5 separate regions of the Mus musculus genome follow, and all the other regions are linked to region 1. Evidence: chromatin loops called from intact Hi-C (ENCODE). Cell type or tissue: gastrocnemius. All regions are shown on one strand. Region 1 overlaps Nfat5 (nuclear factor of activated T cells 5). Region 2 holds the start of 4930517G24Rik (RIKEN cDNA 4930517G24 gene). Region 3 has its middle 8.5 kb from the start of Terf2. Region 4 overlaps Cyb5b (cytochrome b5 type B). Region 5 has its middle 7.6 kb from the start of Gm39240.

Region 1 (5,000 bases):
CATTTTTTGATTGGGGGGGGGGTGTTAAAGCAACTTTCTATGCTTAATGGTAGTTTCATATTTACAAAGATGGCAGATGTTATTTTATTTTCATATTTAAAGTGAAAGGGTTTACAAGTAGGTTTTTTTCAGTGTGTTATCTATACCTGATGATTGGGCATTTGAGGGATAATCAAAGAACTTCTACTGTGAGAATTTCTGTTATTTGTATAATAGTACCTGCTTGGGGCATTAATTCATGCTTTTTTGCTTTTGGGGAGGAGTGTTCTTTTTTTGTTTTGTTTTTGTTTGTTTGTTTTTCAAGGCAGGGTCTCTGTGTAGCCTTGGCTATCTTAGACTAGCCCTGTAGACCAGGACAGCCTCGAAATCATAGAGATCTGTCTGCCTCTGCTTCCTGAGTGCTGGGATTAAAGGCGTGTACCACCACTGCCTGGCTTTGCTTTGCTACATTTTTAAGTACATTAAAATTTTTATGTGTATGGTGTTTTTGCCTGCATGTATGTATGTACACATGTCTCCTGGTTCCTGAAGAAGCCAGAAGAGAGCATTGGGTCCTCTAGAACTGGAGTTATAACTGTTGTGAGCTGTCATGGGGTGCTGGAAATTGAACCTTGGTCCTCTGTAAGAACAGCCATTACTCTTACCTATTGAGGCATCTTTCTTGGTCATATTTTTAAAGTATTCTCAACACAAAGTATCATCCATCTTTGCTTGGCATGGTAGTGTGCACCTTTAATGCGAGCATTCTGGAGGCAGATGGATTTTGATGAGGTCAAGGCCATACTGGTCTATATAGCCAGTTCTAAGATAGCAAGAACTACACAACAGGGAGACTAATGTTTTAAGACAGATTTTCACTTTGTAGCCCTAGCTCTCCTGAACTTGCTATACAGACCAGGGTGATATTTAACTCACAGAGATCTCCCTGCTTTTCCATCCTTTCTACCACAAGTGTTTTTGTTTAGTTGCTTGCTCAACAATTAAACAAAAATGCTTGTGTGTGTGCGTGTGTGTGTGAATGCCCTTCTAACCAGAAACATTTCACAAAAACTGTTTCCCCCGCTGTTTTCATTTCTTCATAGATATAAATCAATATTAGTTCTTTCAACTTGATTACCTGAAAGTAAATCAGAGATTCTTGAGAAAAGTTACAAAGAAAATAAACTTTCTAACAATTTTGGAGTTTAATCTAACCCCAAAGTAGTTGAATTCCCTAAGTCAATAAAGGTAAAGACTAATAATCCAAAGAGGAATAATCTAGTTCTGTGCTCCATCCTCACGTACAACCTTTATTGTGTGTATTTATTCAATACGGTCTCCTGAAAAGAACACAAATGAGTCGACTGATCCAGTTTGGTATTTTATTATCTATCTATCTATCTATCTATCTATCTATCTATCTATCTATCTATCTATCTATCTGGTTCCTTTGTCCTATCTCCGCATTTCTTTTTTTTTAAAAGATTTTTATTTATTTATTATATGTAAGTACACTGTAGCTGTCTTCAGATCTCATTACCGGTGGTTGTGAGCCACCATGTGGTTGCTGGGATTTGAACTCAGGACCTCCGGAAGAGCAGTCAGCGCTCTTAACCGCTGAGCCATCTCACCAGCCTTCCTATCTCCATATTTCTTGTTTTTGTTTTGTTTTGTTTTTTGGTTTTAGTTTGGCTTGGTTTTTGGTTTTTCGAGACAGGGTTTTTCTGTGTAGCCCTGGCTGTCCTGGAACTCACTCTGTAGACCAGGCTGGCCTTGTACTCAGAGATCCACCTGCCTTTGCCTTCTAAGCGCTGGGCTTAATATGTGCACTCCAGTAGCCACCACTGCTGCCTGGCTAATCTGTTATTATCCAGCTGTGGTTTGTCTTTCTAGACTCAACTAGAGACCGGGGATATAGGGCTTGGAAGACTTGTCTTTTTCTGAAATGAGTAATGACCAACTAAAGCTGTAGACAATGGTACTTAGAGCACAGAATGCCCACCTAGGAAGGGGAAAGAAACTCAGTTCACAGTAGCCACAAGGTGGTTCACAACTATCTCTAACTCTAGTTCCAGGGAATCCAGTGCCTTCTTCTGATTTTAGTGGGCTCTTGTATTCACATGGTACACATACACACACTTAGGCTTGCTCATGAGTACACACACACACACACACACACTCACACACACACACACCATTTTACAAACCACAGTTTCAGCCAGGCATGATGGTCCATGCCTTTGATACCAGCACTTGAGAGACAGAGGCAGGTGGATCTCTGTGAGTTCAAGGTAACCGTGGTCTAAAAAGTGAGTTCCAGGACACCCAAGGCTATATAGAGCAATACTGTCTCAATAAACAAACAAACAAACAAACAGTTTTTCTTTCCCTCTTACTGTGTATGCCTCTGGGTAAGATTTCTATTTTGAGCTTGTTATGCACTGTGGTGAAACTTCTTCAACCCCTTCATAGCAGCACTGAAGAATAAAGAACTGAATTGACCCAGAAATAATCTGTAACTAAAGTGGATCAATTAAAATTTGTAGAACAGGACCAAGCAGACAAGCCAGCCAGCTCATTTTGACATTGTTGTCTTTGTAACTAGAGACATTATTTTGAGTACCTGAAAATGCTGATTTCATTCCTTCTTTTCCAGTTAGTCTGGGCCCTTACATCAAATTCTTAGTCTTCTGAATATGCTCCCCAATCTGCTCATTTTCTTTCCTTGTGCTCTGGTACCAGTCATGTGACTGGAGGGACCTTTTGTCTTTACTTTGATAGAAATCTTAAGTAGGTAAGGAGAAGCACTTTGTGTGCTGAGCTTTGATGTCCCTATGTTTTGACAGCAGTGAGGTGGCAGCAAGCAAGCCAAAGCAATGGTATTTGGCGCCCTCTAGTGTTATAGCTCCTGTGCAGACTTCAGATGGAGGAGGTGAGGGAGCAGATAGAGGTGGGAGGCTGAAGGAGAGGAAGGGGAAACTGTGACTGGGATGTAATATATGAGACAACAAATTAATTTAACAAAAGGATTATATAATAAAAGAACAAATACTGGCTAATAGGGATTCACAACCTTCATGATGCAGTTATTTTTGGGAGAATAAAATTCTCAAAAGAAAGAACATACTCATTTCTTGTACATGTTATTGACTGACTTTCTTTCAAAAATTTTTTCCTCCCTACAGAATCTGTCTATGATCTTCTCCCAAAGGAGTTACAGTTACCTCCACCTAGAGAAACATCTGTAGCATCAATGAGTCAGACAAGCGGTGGTGAGGCAGGCTCGCCTCCTCCAGCTGTAGTTGCTGCTGGTATGCATTTCATTTTACTTCATTAATGAAAACTAGGGTACTATCTGGCCAACATGAACAGTATTGGAAAAGTTTATATCAAAAAGAGTATGATTTGAGGGTTTTAGACAGGTCTAAAGACTTTACCCTTTACGTTGAAAGGTTTTCGGTGTGTTTTTTTTTTTTTTTAATATACATACGTGTATATATATGTATGTATCTTAAACTTTAGTCCATTTGTAAATGCTGTCTCCTAAAGTGGACCTGGTCTTCAAATATGAGACCCAGTTTAAAGTGACTTTGTTGAGTGCTCATAAAACAAATAAACACCAAGCTATGGCTAAAAAAATTATATTTGACCTTTTATTTAACAATTTTTAAAAAGAAATATTTACTTATTTTATGTATATGAGTACACTGTAGATGTCTTCAGACACACCAGAAGAGAGCATTGGATCCCATTACAGATGGTTGTGAGCCATCATGTGGTTACTGGGAATTGAACTTAGGACCTCTGGAAGAGCAGTCAGTGCTCTTAACTGCTATTTCTCCAGCCCTTAACAAATATTTTTAAAGATTTGCCCAAAGGGAAAAATATTATATGATCTAAAAAAGGACTCAAGCTGTCAAGTCTTTTTTCTCTTTATAGCATGTAACTATGACCTTTTTCCTATAATTAAAAAATAAATAAATGTGGCACAGCCAGAGCTACATAGTGATATGATACACACACACACATACATACATGCACACAAATGTGTGTATGTATGTGTATGTATGTATATATATATATATACCCTGATATTTATTTTAAATTCAAGAAAAATAGTGTCCTAGTTGAATATAATTTTTATGAAATATATTCTCTGTAGTCTCTTGTAACAATGAAACATATTAAAAATAATGTTTGAAATTTACTAGTTTATTTTCACTCAGCTCTCAAATCATACACTTTGTGAATACATTAAATTGGTTCAAACTTTTACTTTGAATTAGAATTAAAAAATTGACAAACTAATAAAGTCTTGATTGGTAATAATTTAGTATGAATGCTTGCCCAACTATAGCACCTTTTTTTAAAGTTGGGATTATAGGTTTCTAAATGTATTTGCTTTAGAAAAATGAATACATTATGTCTACTTTTATGAAGTTTTATCTGTCCTATAAAGGTTTCTTGCCTCATGATACTTATCATCTTTTAAAATGGTATTTAAAGTCCATCAAAACATCATTTCCAGTAAGTTCTTTTAATTTCACCAAGAGAAGGCTGTAGTCTAAATGACAGTATTAGTACTGTGTTCTAGCTGCAGGTGTTTAATTTCTTATATACATTAATCTGTATGTCATTAACAGTGCTGAAAAGTGAAGTATGAAGCCTTCATGCTTGAGGGCAGGAAAATTTTAAACATATCAAAGAAATATTGGCCCCCCTCACTGTTCATGTGTGGCCAGACATTTTCTAACAGCTTCTGTGGATTTAACTGTGAATTAGTGAGCTTTTTATAATCAAATTGATATGATGATCTGGCTCACCTCAGATCTACCAGATTCTAAAGTGGCTCTGAATATCTTTGGGGAATTTGAAGCTTTAAATCTAGTTTTAAAAGACTGAATCGTATATAAAATAGAAAATATTTTGAAGAAGTATTGTTTCACTTTAAATCCACATGTAGAAATTGACTAACTGATTCCTTTTGTGTTTTGAGATTGTTTCTGTAAGGACATGTTGAA
Region 2 (5,000 bases), 120 kb before region 1:
CTTTCAACACTACGTGAGGTCCCCCTGGGCTCTTCCGAATAGCGACAGTTCGTTTAGTTTTCTTTGCTGGACAGTCCACAAGGTATTTATGCAATCTATGTTCAATGAACAGTGGATTGTTTCCAATTTTTAAACCAGCAATGGTACTGTGAACATTTTCTTTTTTTCTTTTCTTTCTTTTTTTAAAGGCTTATTTATTTTATGTTTATGAATACACTATTTGTATTCATAAATACACTATAGCTGTCTTCAGACACACCAGAAAAGGGCATCAGATCCCATTACAGATGGTTGTGAGCTACCATGTGGTTGCTGGGAATTGAACTCAGGACCTCTGGAAGAGCAGTCAGTGCTTCGTAACCACTGAGCCATCTCCCCAGCCCTACTATGAGTGTTTTCCTTTGTGTAGTCTGATCAGCTGATGTGTATCTAAAGGCAGATCTGCAGTTGTCAAGATGTCCTTTGTTCCATGCCCTGATCTGTATGGGTACTGCACCATGCAGATGTCAATACCTGTGGCCACATGGGAAAGAACACACTATGTATGATGTGGGAAACACAGAAACCTAAAATACAGGGTTCTTCCTGAAAACAATGACCAAAGAGAGATCATGTGACCCAGCAATTTCCCCTCCTCCGTATGTGCCGTGAGTACTGAGAACATGTTCAGCAAGGCCTAGTGTCATATATTTGTAACTCCACTGCTCAGGAGGCTGAGGCAGGAGGATCATGAATTAGAGGCTAGCCTAGAGTATATGGCAAGATTCTGACTCAAAATAACAGTGTGGGGTGGGTGCGAGGAGGCTGGAGAGATGGTTCAGCACTTTAAAGCTCTTATAGAGAACCCAGGTTCAATTTCCAGCGTCTACATGCGGGCTTACAACTATATGGAGCTCAAGCATGATCATGGTACACATACACACATGCAGGCAAAAACCTCATACACATAGAATAAAAAAAAATAAAGAAGAAAATAGATGTTCATATAAAGTATATAAAATACCCACCGTAGCCTTTTCAAGTATCCAGAGATGAAATGCAGTGTGTGTACACGTGTGCATGTACGTGCACACATGGACATGTGCATGATGGAAAACTATTCAGCAGTAAGAATTAAGGAGTTACTGATACATGGATGAGTTTTGAAAGCATGACATTAAATGAAAGAAAAACCAGACACCAAAAAAATCACATACAATATGATCCGACTTATGTGACATGTCCAGAATAGTCAAGTTCAGACACAGATTGGGACAAATTGGACTTGACAGGGATGGAAGGGTCATGTTGCTAGGGACTGCTTGTGAATATAGGGGGATGAAGGCTTCAGTTAGTGGTCATGGCTGTTTAAGTATAGCAAAGGCCCTACACTGTAGGGCCTTTTTTTTTTTTTTTGGCTTTTCGAGACAGGGTTTCTCTGTATATCCCTGGCTGTCCTGGAACTCACTCTGTAGACCAGGCTGGCCTCGAACTCAGAAATCCACCTGCCTCTGCCTCCCAAGTGCTGGGATTAAAGGTGTGTGCCACCATGCCCAGCTCCTACAGTGTATTCTTAAAAGGGTGAATTTTATGATATATGAATAGAAGCACAACACTTTATTTTTAGACAGTGTCTGTCTATGTGGCCCTGCCTGTCTTAGAACTCATTTTCTAGACCAGGCTGGCCTTGAACTCACAGAGAGCTGCTTGCCTCTGTCTCCTGAGTGCTGGGGTTAAAGTTGTCTACCACCATGCCGGGATAGCATTCTCCTTTTCAAAGCTATTTTAATTTTGTGTATGTTGTCTGTGTGCTGGTATGCCCACATGTGTGGGTGCCTGAGGAGGCTAGAAGAGAGTGTTGGGTCTCCTGGTGCTGGAGTTACAAAAAGCCGTCTCAATAGGTGAGCCATCACATCTCTCCGGGCTCAACCATCCTTCTCTGTCGTTCATGCTTCGAGACTGGGATATAGCTCAGTGACAACAGGAGCTTACCTGGGATGCTCAGGACCCTGGATTCAACTCCCCTGCAAGTACTGCACTAAAGTAAAAAAAAAAAAAAAAATCACCTATTCAAAGCAGGGTGTGGAGTACCTAAGACAGGCCAGCCCGGAATTGGTCCTGGAAAGCAACAACTGGATCGCCCCAAGGGCAGTTTAATGATGGTACCAAGTGCAGAGTGTAGGGAGGGTCTAGGGAAAATTTGTCTCAAGTCATAATGAAGCAGTTCAGGGTCGGTGGAGGGGCAGCCAATACTATCCTGATCTGAAAAGGGGTGTAGGGGCAAGGTGTGAGCGATCTCCAGGAAGAACTGTGGAGGAGGGCTTCCAAAGGGGGCTTCCACATTGAGCAAGCTCCCTACTGCATCCTGTCCTCCGCTCAGCCTCTCCTCTGTGTGGACACCCATCAGGGCACCCACCTGTCAGCCAGTGGGACAGGGGCTTAGGCAATGGGGGCCTTCAGTGCACAGTGCGCATGCGTGAGTCTGACATCTACAGAGGCAGTTGGCATTGGCCCCATTCAAGCACTCCCCGAGGTCTACAGTGGAGAAGAGAAGGCTGCCAAGCCCCTGTGAAGAAGAAAGAGACTGTGTATCGTCCCAGCCCCTCGTGACTTCACACTGGGTGTGAAGACAGAATAGGATCCTGAAAGAGGCCGACTTTAACGAAAGGAATGAGTGTGTGCACTTTTGGACATGGCGTCTAGATGTCCTTCCAATTAAGCGGTGCACAGTAAGTTGGGGTGAGTCCTGGTGATGAAGGTGCCCTTCATGACCATGGGGAAGCTTGGAAATGGATACTAAGCACCCCTGGGGGTGTATTAATGCAAGTACAGAAGGACAACTCCACGCTGAGGGACACCCCTCTGGGGCTCAAAGCCTAGGGTTGAGCCGGAGAGTCTGATAATGGGCAGACACCCAAGGCCTGCTCTTGGAAGCCAGGATGTGTGTGGACTGCGCCCTCCCCGGAGGTTACCCCGAGTGCTGGCGCAGCTCTCTGGCTCAACCGCCCGAGCACTCACGGGGCTCCTTCCAGCCTTTATTGGGACATCTGCCACCTCCCAGGTCCTCCTCTTCCAAAGCCAAGAAGGGTCAGAGGAAGGGAGTGTCCCTGTATACCAACGTAGCAGAGCAGCTTCTGAAAGCTGAGGGGGGCCCCCAGGGAGAAAACATGGCCGTGCCAATTTTGAAAGGTCCCCAAACGACTTCTAAAAGCACCAAGGCCCATGAGTAAGACTGCGGTGCTGGATGGAACGCGGGGGCAGGAATGCTGCCCAGATCCCTGGCAGGAGCTGCGGGAAGAAAGCAGGCCAGGGCGCTGCCTCTGCAGCAGACGCATTGTCCCCCCTGTTCTGTGGGCTCTTGGGTATCTCTGTCCAGGCAAAGCCCGAGCCCACCCGTGGGCAGCTTCTAGCCTGCAAGGCTCAGCACCCTGCAGGATTCTCTTCCACACAGGTCCCTCACCTCTGGCTCCACGCCCAGCCAGTTGCCCACAGACTGGAAAACAAAGGAACACTGCCTTCCCTGGAGACCTGTGCTTAAGGGATGGAAGGGATGGGCCTTGGGCAGGCTGGGCGGATACTCTGTTGATTTTTTTTTTTTTTTTCCGAGTGCAGAGACTATGACAGCCAATTCCTGTTGGAAGTAGCTTTGTTTTCTTTGGATGGTGGAACACTTTTCCTTTCTCGTGACTGTGGCAGTTTTGGGTCATGTTTAGGATGGTGACTAGTTAGCCTAATTATGTGCCTTCCACAACCACGTTCTTAACCTTTTGGGGCACAGATGTTATTACAACCTTGATTGAGAAGAGGGGTCACCTCTTCTCTCTCCCCTCTGCGCCTCAATCGGAGCATTTAACTCCTAGTGGGTTAGGACTCTTTGTAGAGGCCAGGAGTGCGTAGCTCAACAGGTTCAAGGCCCTGAATTCTGTCCCAGTTTGGGGACAAAAATGAGAAACTGTTGGGTTAAGGAAAATAAGGAAAGGCCCTTCCTGTCCCCCTATATTCTACCCTAGATTTCCTTCAGTCTGGTTTTTAAGATTCCTAGCACTGGTTGGGTCAGTGCGCCCTGCTTGGCTCCTGTCTGAATCAGTCCATGTGTCTAGGCACGTTTCTAGCTAAGGCTGCCTCTGGGTGAAGGCTCCAGGACCGCACCACGCCTCTCTTTCAGGCATCAGGCTATTCCAGAGGGATTTGTAAGCTCTTTGTCTTATCTCTGTCTCTCTATTACACAGAAGCCGGGCAACCAGAGTCTCTGTAGCTTCAAGGAGAGGTGGCCCTATTTCCAAGGAGCAGGTTCTAGGGAGACAGGCGTTGTCTGGTTTTGTTAAATTCCAGCAGAAAGTCACTTTGCCAAAAATGCCAAAAATAAAAAGGACTGTCTAGACACTCACATATTAGACACTCTAATATGAACAGAGACTTTGACCTTGACGTCATCAGGTTTTGCTTCCATGGCAAGATGAAGGGGTAGGTCAATTAACAGACAGGGCTGTGTACCTGCTGTGCACCAGGCTGTGTTCTTGGCACCTGGAGGCATGTGGTGATGAGACAGACACCCAAACACTGGTAATTGTAGAAAGTAGAAAATACAAAGATGAAAGTAATGTAGTGTGGAATGACCAGGGTTGCCGTGGTAGGGACGTGATGAGAAAGGTCTCTGAGAATTCACAACTGGGACAGAGACCTGCTTTCCGGCTCACTTACCTGCCCGCTCTCCACCTCACTTTCTGTAGCCAGTTAAAGGTCGGCTGTGAAAGAAATGCAACATAACATTCTAGGAATAGACAACTTACAATGTTTGCATTGGGTATTATTCTGAGGAACATGAAAAAAATGTCACACAATGCCAGCTCATGGCCCATGCTCCCACACAGTGTGCCCATGCTGTGTGGCTGTGCCACCTACCTGCTGATCCCTTGGCAGCCATTCTGAGGGAGCCCACCGTTCTGCAGCTTTGATCACAGTATACTGTGACATTTGTTCGATCTTATTAATGGTTATTATCAGTCTCTTTGTAAATTATT
Region 3 (5,000 bases), 220 kb before region 1:
AGTGTTGGTCTTTGCTGTTGGCAGATCTGGCATTCAGCAGCAGCTGTAGCCAGGTCAGCCTTGGTGAGTGGTAGTCCGTGTTGCTGAGCCCAAGCATAACCTCCATCTTGGCCACCATGGCTACCTTGTTCAGGGATGGCTGAGTGTGGGACTGTGAAAGGCAGCCTGTTTTCTGGTCGAGCTCGGTTTTAACCCCGGAGATCCAGCAGATTAATCTTCAAGGGATGAAAGGAAGTTTGCTGCATCCTCCCAGACACTAGGCTCCGGACACATGCCCACGCTCCTTTCTCAGCTCTTCCGAGGCATACAGCAGCATCTGGGATGTCTGAGAGCCTGAGAACCTATTGTCCTCGGCCTCTGCGCAGGCCCAGGGACCCTGAGCCAATTCTGACAGGCCTGAGGGGACCTAAGACTGGACTTCCCCACCCCTGGAGCAGGGTCTTGAGGCTTCTCACAGCCTGTGCACAGTCAAACTTCCCTCGTCCCGCTTCACCCAGAGGCCCGAGGCCTGGGCGAATCTTGCTGACTGTCCACAGAACGGGTCATCTTATCCACTTGGTTATTGAACCCCTCCTCAGCTGAAGTCACCTTCTGATGAGTATTTACATGGGACTCTTCATATCCTTTTCCCATTATAATAACCACTTTAGATCACCTTGCCTCTGGCAATTCAATGCTGCCACCTGGCCTCTGCTACCTTGGGGCCCAATTAAACCCATTGCATTTAATTCATCCAATTGAGCGGCAGCATCTCCAACCCTAAGGTCTGGCACAAGGAAAAAGACAACAACAAAACTCTGCAAAATGTGCTGGTGCCTCATCTCACCAGTTTGTGTCTTATTGGATTCGTGAAGGACATATCTTCTGGGCCTTCTCATTTTGAAGGATTAGGCTTTACACAGCGTACCCACTCTAGAACTGCCATTTCCCTGAGCCAGGAAAAAAAAATCCCTCCATCAACACTAAGCCAAAAAATATCCGGCATCTTCAACTCCTTTTCAGGAGGCCACCTTTTGATAAACGCTTCAGCCAACCAACCAAACTTCTGACACCTTTTTAAATTGTGGGTGTTTCTATATTAAACCTAGAATCTAGCCCAGGCTAGCCTCAAACCCCTGAGTTCCCATGCTTTCATTGCCGAGTGCTGATATTCCAGAGCACCTGGAGCTGTTCTAACTTTTTAAAAGTCCCAGTGTCACATGGCTGAACCAATGTCCTCTAGCTACTGTAAAAGTGATTTTTTTATGGCCTGTTATAATTGTCGTCTCTGCGGCTTACTACCTCAGTCCGCTACCCTAAGCCTAGCCCTAGACTCTTCTAGCTTCCGTACAGTCATATCTAGGCCTAGTTGTATCTAGGCCTAGAATATTTTCAGCCTCTGGGATCTGCTGCTGAATAATTTCACTCTTTCTAATTCTTTTTTTTTTTTTTTTTTGTCCAGAGACAAGGTTTCTCTGTGTAGCCCTGGTTGTCCTGGAACTCACTCTTTCTAATTCTTTTTTGTTTGTTTGTTTGTTTTTTTGAGACAGGGTTTCTCTGTATAATCCTGGCTGTCCTGGAACTCACTTTGTAGACCAGGCTCGCCTCGAACTCAGAAATCCGCCTGCCTCTGCCTCCCAAGTGCTGGGATTAAAGGCGTGCGCCACCACCGTGCAGCTCTTTCTAATTCTTTATGAGCTCTGCCTGGCTGGTTCAACTCAGTTGTTCTGTTCAAAGCCCCTCTCCAAGCTGACTGATTCAATCTGGCTTTGGCACTCACTCTGTTCTAATCTTCTGATTTCTTCTCATTCTCTGGCTCGTTCTGTCTTCACCTATGTCTAGCTTGTTCTCTCTCTGCAAACTGTCTCTGTACCACTGTCTCAGTAAAACTGCCTTCTCCCTTTTTCTCTGCCCTGTCTCTCTTAAGTAGCTTCCCTTTCCTCTCTTCTCCAGAGAGTTCAGCGTGTGCTATTCTGTAAAATCTTCTCGTATTCTCTGCCACTCAGACCTCACTTTGAAACATGAGTGCTTCTTTCTACAAACTAATTTTACCTTCGTTGTTTGGGATTAAAGATGTGTGATGAGGGCTGAGGCACACACAACTAGAAATAGTTTTTTTTTTCCAGCAAACAACACAATCTGGAGGTTAACAGGGTGATCAAACGTCCTGCAACAATCTCCCACAAATACCCAGAAAAGTCTAGGGAACTGCTTTGTGGAATTCGGTTGCTTCATGAGCTCCAGTGTTCTCCAGCAGGGGGCAGAGTGGTGTAGGGGAAAGGCCACCATCGCTGGGTGAAGAACAGGCAGGCCTTAGACCTCTGCTTTACTTACTGACTTGGGTAAAAATTTAAGTTTTGGGAGTCAAAAATTTCCCCTGTCTACTTGAGAGGCCAGTCTACCAAACAGACAACGTATACAGCTTTAAGTAGGATGTGAACATGAAATAATGCCTGCAAATACTACTGAATTCAACAATGAGCAATCAACAATGCTTGTTTTTGGCTTTGCCGACATGTGAATGTAAATATGTGTATGTGTATTTGTGTATGTGCAGATATGTATGTGCCATGTGTGCACATCGTGTGGGTAAGCCTGAGGTTGGCATAGGAGTCTTTCTTTTACTTTACTTTATTTTTTGTTGTTGTTTTTGTTTTGGAGACAGGATCTCACTATATAGGCCGGCTGGCCTGGGACTCTCTATGTAGAGGAGGTTGTATTTGAACTCACAGAGTCCTGCTTGCCTCTGCTTCTCAAGGGCTGGGATTAGAGGTGTGGCGTGGTAACCTGGCCCCAGCACAGTTTTAAAAGTTAGTAATATCCATTGTCAGGGAAGGCGCCTTCAGCAGCGCTATTGATGGTGGGAGCAGCAATCCATACAACCTTTAAAGATACAAACTCAGAAAGGAACAAGCCATCATTAGCTATACAAATTCCAATTTTAGAAATTATTCCTGGAGGAAGGATCATAAATGGGCACCACAGTTTGAGGGTTTTTCATCGGGGAATCACTTATAATTTAGAAAAATTAAATTATGGTGTGGACCATATTTAGGAATCTTATTCTGTGATTTTAAAAAACGGCATCCCTGTCAAACTAACTAACTACCTACCTACCTAACTACCCAACAGTTATTTAATGCTCAGTATATAAAGGAAAAAGAATAGAGCAATAGAAATATTTAATATATAAAATATCTCTGGATCATGGGCTACTGGCGCCTGCCTGTAACCTCAGCTGAGGCCGAGGCAGGAGGATCTCAAGTTCTAGGCCTGTTTGGCTACAGAGCTGGTTCATCTTGAGCCTGGGCAACTTAGTAAGACTTTCTGTCAAAATAAAAGTAAAAAATCAAACATCAACACTAACAAAAAAGGAGAGGGAAGGACAGCAAGATGGCTCAGGGTGTGTGTGTGTGTGTGTGTGTGTGTGTGGGCAGCTCTGATGGCAGCAAGTCAATTTCTGGATCTCAAAGAGGAGAGAAGCTACTTGAGATCTTTCCTCTCCTCGGACTTTACACACACACACACACACACACACACACACACACACACACATACACACACACACATACACACACACACACACATACATACACACACACACACACACACACACACATACACACACACATACATACACATACACACACACATACACACACACACACATACACACACACACAGAGGGGTGGGGAAGGTAGAAGGGAAGGAGAGAGAGAAGTGGGGACTGGGAGGAGGATATGACACCACATGCCTGTAATTCCAGCACTTGGGAGTCCTAACTGTCATAGCCTGGTCTGTACATCGGTTTTAGGCTGGCCAGGCACACACAGTAAAACTGCATCAAGAAGACAAAACAAACAAAAAAACAAAACAGTGGAGTTGGAGAGATGGCTCTCTGAGTGTAGCATGTTCGTTCAGAGGATTTATGCTCATTTTCTAATACCTACATCTGTACAAATGTCCAATAACCTCTCTGGCCTCCTCTGGCTTTGTGCACATCGTACACATTCAGACATCCACACATACAGATAAATTAATGAGTAAATAAAACTTCTTTTAAAAGCCAAATAAATAAATGAGATGCTGGGCAGCAGTACTTTAATCCCAGCACTCAGGAGGCAGAGGAAGGTGGATCTCTGAGTTCAAGGCCAGCCTGGTCTACAGAGCGAATTCCAGGACAGTCAGGGCTACAGAGAGAAACCCTGTCTGGAAAAACAACAACAGAGGACCAAGCCATAGCTGTTTACCAAGCAGAGGATGGGTAAGCCCTTTGGTCTAACCCCCAGTACTGTGAAAATAAAGTAATAAAATAAAATACCTATGACTATTTGTTATTTATATCAGCCTGTGCTAGGCCAATGCTTTACAACCTGTGTATCATCACTACACTAAAATCCAATAAAGGAGTATTTTTGTTCCAGATTTATAGATGGAAGACAGGATTCAGGGAGTTAAGTGACTTGCCTAAGACCATTACAAATATCTGTATGAATAGGATATTTTATTTATTTACTTTAGATAGGGTCTCATGCATTTCCAGGCTGGCCTCAAACTCACTGTGCTGCTAACCTCAAACTTCAGATCCTCCTGCCGCCTCTACCTTTTGAATTCAGGGATTACGCCTCGAGCCATGATGTCTGTGTACTTCAAAGAAGTTTCAGAAAGAAGCAGCCTGGGGTAGTAACACATACATAGAGGGCTGCTTTGAGTCCTTGACCAGCTAGGAACTGTAACAGGACGGTCTTAAATAAATAAATAAAGGAAGAAGGAAAAAGTTATGACTATATATAGTATCAACCTATTATATATAAAAAGTCTAAGTACATTCATAATATATACATATATTTACTATGGGAAAAGATTATGGAAGAATGTTTAAATTTTTTAAAGAAATGTTAAAAATGTTTCAGCATAATATTTTTATTGAGTATTTGGTAATTTCACACAACATTCCCTAGTACACTCACTTCCCAGTCCTTCCAGGCCTCCCCTGATACCTTTGTGCTTCCCCCACCCTC
Region 4 (5,000 bases), 140 kb before region 1:
CCCTCCAGACAGTGTAGCTGATGGCTCCTCCTGTCTCTAAGTCCCGCCTCTTTTCCCAAAATACTTCACAAAGTGTGCATCCCTTTGATTTCTTAGGAATCTAAGAGCTGAAGAAGGACTGACTTCAGAGTAATCTCTTTTACAAAGAGAACCAAACACTACTTACAGGAGAGCAGTTTAAAAAGGGACCAACATGCGCTCTCTGGTCTGACACTGGTTTCTAACCATCTTCCACCCTGGCTGTCTTTACCAGTGAAAGATGTGTGTGTGTGCTTACCTTCTATACACTTCTCTCCGGTCCGTGGGGCTTCACAAAGGCCTTTCTGCTGTTTTTCTTTACCGATTAGCAAATTTCTGATTCCTTGTCTTAAAGTACAAGACTCAAGTTTGAACTTATGTTTATCTCAGTAAAATAACTTAGATGTAAATGTCATTGTCCGGCATGCCCCTTCAGATTGGGAGACCATGCCAAGAGACTTCGGTTTTCATCTGGGTTTTACCTCCATGGCGCCAACTTTTGGTTTTGTCCTACTTTCTATTGAGGGTAATGATAAATCTGGAAGCTTTCTTTCCTCTTGGATATGAATTTCACTGGAAAGTAGGCAGTCATTTAAAATTCCTTCTCTCGTTGGTCCAGGCATTTTCCTGGCACCTCTGACTGTATTCTCTCTCCCTGTGGCAGTGCCTGACAGTACCCAGCTGTTTCTTAGTTTCTATGATCTTTCTTCACATCTTTGTTCATTACCAGTCAGCTTCTGGGCTGGTGTCACATCCAGCAGGAAACCATGGGATTCCAGCAGGACCAGAGATGTTGGGAAGTGTCCTCCTGCCTCCCTTCCAGCTTGCCAGGGGCTTGACAGGACAGGAAACTGCACAGTAAACCAGTCTGCCCGTGTAAACTATTTTTTAAAAAGTTCAGTCCAGGACTCGTATCCTGTGATTTAGCAGTTGAATGAATTCAGAATTCATCAAAATAACATTAACCTTTTCCTTACACACTTGAATATGATATTTTAGAGTGATTTCTAGGTGACTTTTATGTCAGAGATGAAGACTTAATCAACCATTCGTCTTTAGAAACGTCTGTAATATTGTGTCATAGATTGACAGCGTAATTAGTCTGTAACAAAAGCGGCATGCGGCGCGCATCTCCAGGTAAAGGCAGGGAAGGTTGTGTGCAGGGAGCCCGGGACCTGCATGCTGGGATAGCGAAGTCACATGGAGTATGCTGGGTAGAAGGGAAGAACAAAGGAACATTGAGTGCAGGACAGGAGCGTCCCAGCTAACTCCAAACTTGATGGGACACCTAGTGAAAAACATCTGGCTTGTAGGAAATGTTAAAGAACTGCATTTTCGGCTGGGCATGGTGGTGCACACCATTAATCCCGATGTAGGAGAGACAGAGGCTGCAGAATCTCTGAGTTGAGGCCAGTCTGGTCCACATAGTAAGTTCCAGGACAGTCAGGCTACATAGAGAGACCATGTCACAACCACTCCACCAAATAAAAGAACTGTATTCTTAAGTAGAATCGGTGTTTTGATATTTCTACAGTAAACATCAATACCAAAAGCCGTTTTTTCTATTTCACATTTGTGTCTTTCCCAGCTTCTTATAGCTGAGCTTTTTCTCCCGAGAGCCAGAAGGAAAAGATTTTCATACTTTTGTCTTTGCGATCCATGAAATCCGTCAATACCCAGGGCTTCTTTTGAACTACTGATAATGTAATGTCATTTTATATTATATAAAAAGGATGCTTTTTTTTTTTTAAATCTTTAATCCCAGCACTTGGGAGGCAGAAGCAGACAGTTCTCTTGGGTTGTAGGTCAGCCTGGTCTACAGAGCAAGCTCCAAGCCAGCCAAAGCTACATAATGAGATTCTGTTCAGGTCTACTTGTTGTAATCCTGTTGCCTACATAAACAGCTAGGGGAAAGGTAGGTTTTAGGTGATCGTTTGTCAAGGCTTTCCGTAAACGGCAAAGCAACACAACATGTGCACAGGTGTACTTTTAAAAGTCTAAACTTGTCAAAGAAGCCTGGACATTTGAGGGTCATGAAAAAACATTAAGACCAAGAGGAGGCAGTTCCTATCCACTGACAGCACCTCCTGACCTGTGGGCGTGGGCAGGTTTGATTGTTTATTCTTGAGGTGACCAGCTGCTGCCACATATACAGGTAATGGCAGGTGAACATGAGAGATTTGTGCTACCCAGATAAAATGTGTTAACACCCATTCTCTAAAAGTTTCTACCCAGCCCTGGGAGCTGGTTTTCATCACTGAGTGATGTACAGAAAGCAATAGCACACAGTGTATGGACTTACTTAAGCAGAGACAAGTCTGTCCAGAGCTGTCACTTGAGCTGGCTGGCTCTTCCAGCAGTTGCCATCGGGGCTCACGGTGTAGGGTTTGTGCTCATTAAGTGCTGATGGCAAGCAGTGGAAAGTGATTTACAAGCAAGGTGTGTCATCACATGCAGCACTCATGCTTCTGTCTCCAGTGATGCCCGTCCGGCTGAAGTCGACCTGAGATGACTGAAGCAAGGATCGTAAATGTTCATTGCCTCCTACCCCAAGGGAAGTGGACTCAGACATGTCTTGTCTCAACGAGAAACCGAAGGGTTGAAGCTGTGAGATTCAGTTGCCAAATATCCCAAAAGTAACGGGGAGCTCCGTCACATTTGGCCAGCTTTGGGATTTGTGGGAGTGGTCTAGGAGGGAGGCTGAAGAAGCAGGGGTGTGCCAGTCACCTGCCTTACACCCAGTGTCCTACTCATGAATGGCAGGGGCCACTCCTTGCCCACGCCTGCCTCGTCTAATCAGCTGCTTGGGCAGACGCTCCTTTCGGTTATTTGGCTTGTCTTTTCCTGCACCCTCAACTGAGTGGCTAATACTACATTCCTTTTGTGAATTCAACGATGGGGTTTGTTTACCTATTTGGTTTCAGCTTATTTTGAACAAAGATCTTTGTCTCTTTCTACTGGAATGTGCACACAGTGAATGTTTGTTAGAACTACACAATAAAGATACTGTTTTCCTTTTCTTGTCCTGACTACGGTTGCTTTTTTTTTTTTTTTTTTTTTATAAGACTTTTGTTTTTAAGGAAAGGGTACTGTGCTGCTTAGGTGTTGTGGATGAAGACAGTTGGGGTGCACAATGTTCTTCGGTGCCTCTGCTAACATTTCGTATAACCTAAGATAGGGTGCGCGGTGGCTCCCTAGGGTTCTTTGTTGGAAGTGGATTTCTCATTTGATAGTTGAGAGATATAGCCATCCTGGTTTGGCCCTGTTAGGGGATATGAAGTGGGAAGCAGAAAACAGCTTGGAGTTCTCTTTCTACCAGTAAAGAAAAGCCAACATGAGGTAATGTTTTATTGTCCGCAGTGCTGGGCTTCAGTTGATTGTTTTCCTTGGAACTAGCTAAACTGTTGGGGAAATTTATACACAGAGGTTGAGGTTCTAGTGACTGTGTGAAGCAAGGGAAATAGGCCATTTTATAATTACCTCTCACACACTGATAGCCTTTTCGCATGACCAACATCAGGTCAGAGTAGATCACTCATTAGGCCCCGGCGATTCCACTACAACAGGAATCGAGGATTAGTCACAGGAAGGGATAGCCCCATTCTTAATGCCAGCATTTGAATCCAATGTTTAATCCTGATGCTAATAGGAATTCATTATCAAGGCACTCTTCCTGCTGTTTGATAGTTGCGTGACAAATCTTGCTTGATTCACAATAATCTGAGAAGGCTGTGACTCCATTTACAAAAGTTTAAGGTAAGAAGACCCCACATAATTTATTACAATCTGGTGATGGGTAGCATACATTTGACAGCATTTCTAGCTAGATGTCTGATCTGTGTAGTTCAAAGCTTGCTCAGCTGAGTCGCTTTATATGCGTTTTGAAAAATTAATTCTTGTGGCTAGAGAGATGACTTAGAAGCTGAGAGCACTGCTCTTCTAAAGGACCTGGGTTCAAGTCTTAGTACCCATGTGACAGCTAGCAATCTGATGTCCTCTTCTGGCCTCTATAGTCACTGTTCATATGTGATGTGTACATACATGCAAACAGAACACGCATACACATAATTGAAAAACAGACAAACAACGACTCAATTCTTTTATGAAGCATTGAGAGGGCAATTGCTTTTCTGAGGGACTCTTGAGAACTCAGGTGTAAAATTGTTTATCATTTGTGTGACACCTGCTGTGTGTTACAAAGTAACAGCTCCGGGTGTTCCTGATCTTTATTATGGGAGCCTCACAAGTGAAATGGGGTCCCGGGTTTTACTACAGAACGTCACCAAAGGGAGGGGCAGAACGTGAACCTGCCTGGATATTTTTGTTTGTTTTGCTTCTTGCAACAAGGCCTAACCATGTAGCCCAGGATAGCCTCTGAGCTATCATCATCCATCTGCTTCAGCCACCTGGGTGCTGGGTTATAAATTGATGCCACCACATATCTTTGTAGTGATGATAGGCTTGAAATGACTCAATTTTCCTGCAAAACACATTTTTTTTTCCATGGTGCTGGGGATCCAATCCAGGGCTTTCATATGTGCTAAGCTAATACTGCACACTCAGTTTCATTTGTAGCACCACAAAACATTCATTATTTAAGAGAGTCTCACTGTGCACCTAAGCTGACTTAGGATTCCATCTCTCCTCCCCAGCCTTCCAAATGTCACATACTTACAAGCTTATGGTTAAAAGGTACTCAGATACACAGGTGTCAGGGAAATGTTTTCTGGCTATCCAGTGGAAGATAGAATCTCAATGGGAGATTGAGTCAAGTAGATCTTGAATTTGAGGCCAGCCCAGAAATTAAAAAGAAAAAAGAAAGAAAGAAAAAAGAATATATGTTCTAGAACTGTACTTAGAATAGTCCTAATGTAAATGCTGAAGGAAAACCTATAAGGAGCCCGTGTGGGGTTGCTGTGTGTGAACGTGCAAGCTGATTATTCTTATTAAATTCTCATTATTTAGAACGAGAACGTCAGGAA
Region 5 (5,000 bases), 210 kb before region 1:
GTTCTTGAACGGTGGGTTCAGTTCCCAGCATCCACACGGTGCCTCACAACTGCCAGCAAATCCAGTTTCAGACAATATGATACTTTCTGGTCTCCATGGATACCTGCACACATGTGATACATACCAACTCACTGTAAAAATCATAAACATAGAAAACCAAAAGCAAAACCCCTCATTTCTGAAGTGCTACTTTTGTTACGGATCAAGAGGCCCGGGTATAGGTCTGTTTCTAGGGCTACAGAAATTAGAAAGCTAATTGAGTATGTAAGAAAAAAAAAAAAAAAAGAAAGAAAGAAAAGTGAAGACCACGTGACTAAACAGCCCGTGGGCCTTTAACTCCCTGGGACCCCTGGACTGGTGGGAGATCAAACAGGAAAGCAGCTAGATATTCTGACCCAGGAAACCTCAGGCAGCAGTAGTAGTATTTTTTTTTTCCTTTTGTTGTTCGATTTCAAGTGTCGGGGAGTACAATGGAAAGAACATCCACTTGGGGCAGGAAATGCCAGGGAAAGAGCCCAGAGGACGTGACATTTGGGTGGGTCATGAGTGACGATGAAATCTGTCATCTCTTTTTATGACTGTAATCTGCTGTCTACCGTGCGTTTCCCACCCGCGTTTCATCTGCATTATGTCTTATCTGATTTAGAAGGGCCCACAGGGAACTGTATCCCGCCCCCTCCCAACCCCTCGCCCCAGAAGATCTGAGAGCTGGGGCTGGTTCTGGGTTTGTCAGACTCAGCTGTACTTCGTAAAGGCCTGGGCTGGGCCTTTAAATTTTTTTCTGTAACTGTAGTGCCACAGGATTCCTGAGTTTCACCCACACACAGGCTCCCTACCCGAGCCCCAGCTGGCTGCCAACACCCACACTAACCAACTAACCCCCAGCAACACCGCCTTGGCTGTGTCGAAATTCACACCACACCATACCTCCCCGGGTCTGGAAGAAAGGCACAGGGTCTTGGTGCTGTGCAGACACCCTGATAAGGCTCTGGTGAATAACCCGTGAGTAACAGGAAATCAGGAAACAGGAGCTGCCCCTGTAGCAAGAAACGGGAGGGTGGATGGCTGTTCGCACAGTGGTCTGTACACCGGCACCGTGGACGCGCCCTTCAGTGTCGAGATTCCAGTTTCCTTCCCTGACTGGGGGATGAGAATGGAGTTCACAGAAGGCAGCTGTGGATTTCCAGTGAAACTCCCTGGGACATTCTGATCTCGATGTCCCAGCAGGTTTGGAAATGGTAGTATTACTAAACACCTGGACCCATTCTTCATTAAAAAGATTAAATTAAGTCAGGTGTGGGAACCGGTGCCTGTAATGTTGGTACGTGGAGGATGTGGCGCGAGGATGGGTGAGTTTGAGGCAATCCAGAGCTACATAGGAAAACTTTCTAAAAAATGTGTGTGTGTTCACGTGCGCAAGAGTGTGTGCATTCCTGCATACACAGGCACTTACAGCTCACATTCACACACACAAAGAAAAGAAAGGACTATTAATGATAATTAGCAGAGGAAAGTGGAACAGATACAGGGAAGAGTTTCTTGTGCCTTTATATCTTTCCATGGTGTTAAAAATTTAGCCTCAGTGAGTTCAAGGCCAGCCTGGTCTACAGAGTGAGTTCCAGGATAGCCAGGGTTACACAGAAAAACCCTGTCTCAAAAAAAAAAAAAAAAAAAAAAAGCCTCAGAAATTGCTACTTTTTTATGGCTGGGGGTGGTGGTACATGTCTTTAATCCCAGATTTCGGCAGATCTCTTTGAGTTCAAGGCCAGCCTGGTCTACAGAGTGAGTAAGGGTTACACGGAGAAACCCTGTATCAAACAAAACAAAACAAACAAACAAAAAACCAAACAAGCAAAAAGGAAGAAAAAAGAAAGAAAAGAAAAAAGAAAAAAAGAGCCAGGACAAGCTAAGGACGTAGCTCAGTTGGCAGAAAATTTACCTAAAGTACATCCATCATCAGAACCAGAGAACCCAGGCAAGGCAGTATAGCCCTGTAATCCCACCCTATAGAGATGGAGGCAGAAGAACCAGACGTGAAAAGCAATCCTTGGCTTCGAGTGAGTTTGAGGCTAGTGGCCGTTCAGAGTCACAAGAGACTTTGTCTAAAACAAAACATACACGTATACTTACATATACACGTAAACCTTGAGGAAAATTCAATACCTCTCCGGAACCTGTGAACTGTTTTCCTTACAGCAGGGGGCAGCAATGATTCTCAAATATCCCTGACATCAGCACTAACCTGCGGCTTGGCGTCCACGGGTTTCCAGTTCCAGGCCCAAATACCATCCAGCAGATCATAAGGGAAACGAAAGACAATCACCACAGAAAGCTTTAGATGCCGGAGGAATTGTTAAATAAAACATGTTCCAGGTTCTTTTATTGATCCTGAAAACCTGTGTTTGCCCTGAAGCTCAGTTTTCCCATCTGATAAATTAAGTCTATAGATTTGCTGAAATCACTTTAAAGAGCTCTTTCTGCATCTGTTAAGAAAACAAAGGACAACATATCAAACCAAACCCATTTTAAGCTGGACGTGGTGGCACACACCTTTAATTTCAGTACAAAAGGCAGAGGCAGGCAGAGTTCCAGGCCAGCTTGGTCTACAGAGCAAGTTCCAGGACAGCCAGGGCTACACAGAAAAATCATGTCTCTAAAACCCCAAACAAACAAACAAATAAATAAAGTAAGACTTTAGCTGGGTGTGGTGCACACACCTTGCTGTGTTCAGAGGGCATCAGATTTCTCTATGAGTTCGAGGTTAGTCTGGTCTAACAGTAAGTTCCAGGCCAGCCAGTACAACATAGTGATAATCCTACTTAATGAAAAACAAAAGCAAACCCAGAAAACCTTTACAAATCCAAATCAGCATCAGGAAGGAACAAGCCCCAGTGCCCTCTGAAATTAATTGGATTATCAAATTATCTGTTAGACAGCCCTCAGCTGACCAGGATGACTTATTGGCAGTTTATCTTTAGAATACTAATTTTTGGGGGTGGAGTGGGGTGGGGTGGGGTGGGGAGATTGGCACTTACTCAGATCACTGATGGAGAAAAAGAGCCCTTCCAATCTATAAATGTTTAGCATGTGTGCAAAGGTCGTGGATCTAGTGTTCAGGAGCCACACCCAGACTTACAAAAGGATCTTGAGTGGACTGGCCAAATTAAACAGCACAAGCACTTGTAGAGAAATAAACACAAGTTAAAATGTAACCACAGCTATTTGTTCTTGCCGCTCTGTTCTCCTCTGTGGGAGGGGCTGAGAGGGTAGATGGAGCTCTGGTCACTCTAGCAGGAACCTGAGCCTTGCTGCCAAACCCTCTTTCTTTCTTTCTTTCTTTCTTTCTTTCTTTCTTTCTTTCTTTCTTTCTTTCTTTCTTTCTTTCTTTCTTCCTTCCTTCCTTCCTTCCATCTTTCTTTCTTTCTTTCTTTCTTTCTTTCTTTCTTTCTTTCTTTCTTTCTTTCTTTCTTTCTTTCTTTCCCCAAGACAGGGTTTCTCTGTCTAGCCCTGGCTGTCCTGGAACTCACTCTGTAGACCAGGCTGGCCTCGAACTCAGAAATCTGCCTGCCTCTGCCTCCCGAGTGCTGGGATTAAAGGCGTGCGCCACCACGCCCAGCTAGGAAACACTTTCTGTATAAGCATGTGCATTATGCACTACATGTCTTTACATACACATGGCGTTTGTACTTCTCCAGCTTCCTTCATGCTTCAACAGCAATGTTGTTTTTACAGGTGGCTAAAAAAAAATCCCAATACTATCTCTTCTGTGTGTATATATGTGCATGTATGTGTATGTTTTTGTGTGCAAGTGTGTGTGAATGTGTGTATGTATGTATGTATGTATGTGCATGTATGTGCACATGTATGGGTGTATGGGTGTGTATGTTTGTATGTGCAAGTGTTTGTGTGTGTGTGCATGTGTATGTGTGTGTATGAACTGGTACTAGGAACAAAACTCAGGGTCTATTACATGCGAGGCTCTATTATTAAACTACATCCCCAGCTCTTTTTATTTATATTTTCTATTTTTTTCTTGAGATATCACTAAGCTATCTGGACAGGGAGGAGAGGGCCGGGGGGCTTGAACTCTCTATACCTAGGCAGGCCTTGAACTTCTGACCATCCTGCCTCGGCTTACTGAGTGCTAGGGACATAGGTGTATAAGACCACAGCCAGCCCTGTATCTATAATTTGATTCTCCTGGGATGTCTTCAGGAAGGAGTGACTCTGCAAAGGAGCCCCAGTTTCCAAGGTCACCTCCCTCTCTGGGAGGGAGCCCTAAGCACCCAGAATGGTCCCCAGGATGAGATAATCAAGGCACGCCTAAGAAACATCTGGGATACGTGTACACCCACCATTGCTGTGGTCTGTTCTTTGGGATCTCATGCTGGTCCAACATGAATTTCATTATACACTGTACTCATTAAAAAAAAGAGAGAGAAAGAGGTTTGTTTTTGTTTCTGAGTATATACATGTGTTTGTCTGAGTGTATACCATGTATGTATGTGAGGGTATCGTCTCTGGCGTGACTCATGCCTGTGAACTGCCAGAAATGTAGAACTGTAGGGACTGGGAACAGAACTCTGGTCCCTGCAAGAGTGATCTTAACTGCCAGTCCACTTGACTACAGATTGGTTTTTCTTTTTTTTCCTTAATTCTTTGCTCCAAGGTGTGAGCTCTTGAGCATTTAATTGTGCACACTGGTTAGAGGACAGCTCGGGTGTCAGCCTAGCTGGCTTTCTGACTTTCAGGGACCCCTGTGTTCTTCACCTGCGTATCGCTGTAGGAGTTCCCAGAGGGGCACTACTGCACCCGGCTTTACCTGGCTTCCTTCATCCACTGAGGTATCTATCTCCTCAGCTCTGAGCTAAAACCGTCATAAAACTTTAACCACAGGAGGGGCCGCACGTGACCTTATTCTGCAAGCATTTCCTGTTCCTGCCAGCTTGTTTACTGTTTTCTCCCAAACACTGGCTCCCCTCCTTTATTCTCAGTCAAGG

Evidence for each region. A loop is a pair of places that touch in the nucleus more often than their neighbours do. Peaks named below come from ENCODE experiments on the same cell type or tissue, not always from the same donor. Only the 100,000 strongest peaks of a DNase experiment are listed, where the experiment ranks them.
Region 2: it touches region 1 in a loop (2.5-fold over the local background); 9 of 42 quality-filtered maps call a loop at or near these places.
Region 3: a loop joins it to region 1, with 8 times the contacts of the local background. A loop is called at or near these places in 40 of 42 quality-filtered maps.
Region 4: it touches region 1 in a loop (2.2-fold over the local background); 19 of 42 quality-filtered maps call a loop at or near these places.
Region 5: it touches region 1 in a loop (8-fold over the local background); 41 of 42 quality-filtered maps call a loop at or near these places.

Annotation. Positions count from the first base shown.
Region 1 is chr8:107,321,475-107,326,474 of GRCm38, forward strand. It overlaps Nfat5 (nuclear factor of activated T cells 5), which reads left to right. Exons shown (of 15, transcript NM_018823.2): 3 at 3,165-3,290. Among named protein-coding and RNA genes, the nearest start is that of Nfat5, 31 kb to the left of the region's middle. In gastrocnemius, a CTCF peak has its summit at 2,876 (motif pointing left); a DNase peak (open chromatin) is centred at 2,869; H3K27ac peaks cover 1,292 bases.
Region 2 is chr8:107,202,872-107,207,871 of GRCm38, forward strand. It overlaps 4930517G24Rik (RIKEN cDNA 4930517G24 gene), which reads left to right and starts at 2,459. Exons shown (of 3, transcript NR_166499.1): 1 at 2,459-2,718. In gastrocnemius, no CTCF peak of the experiment used is centred here; DNase peaks (open chromatin) are centred at 2,486, 2,986, 3,376, 4,478 and 1 more place; H3K4me3 peaks cover 1,508 bases; H3K27ac peaks cover 2,919 bases.
Region 3 is chr8:107,102,503-107,107,502 of GRCm38, forward strand. No RefSeq gene overlaps it. Among named protein-coding and RNA genes, the nearest start is that of Terf2, 8.5 kb to the left of the region's middle. In gastrocnemius, a CTCF peak has its summit at 2,234 (motif pointing right); a DNase peak (open chromatin) is centred at 2,240.
Region 4 is chr8:107,184,425-107,189,424 of GRCm38, forward strand. It overlaps Cyb5b (cytochrome b5 type B), which reads left to right. Exons shown (of 5, transcript NM_025558.5): 5 at 1-3,046. Among named protein-coding and RNA genes, the nearest start is that of 4930517G24Rik, 18 kb to the right of the region's middle. In gastrocnemius, no CTCF peak of the experiment used is centred here; no DNase peak of the experiment used is centred here; H3K27ac peaks cover 986 bases.
Region 5 is chr8:107,114,008-107,119,007 of GRCm38, forward strand. No RefSeq gene overlaps it. Among named protein-coding and RNA genes, the nearest start is that of Gm39240, 7.6 kb to the right of the region's middle. In gastrocnemius, a CTCF peak has its summit at 2,191 (motif pointing right); a DNase peak (open chromatin) is centred at 2,213; H3K4me3 peaks cover 1,349 bases; H3K27ac peaks cover 3,463 bases.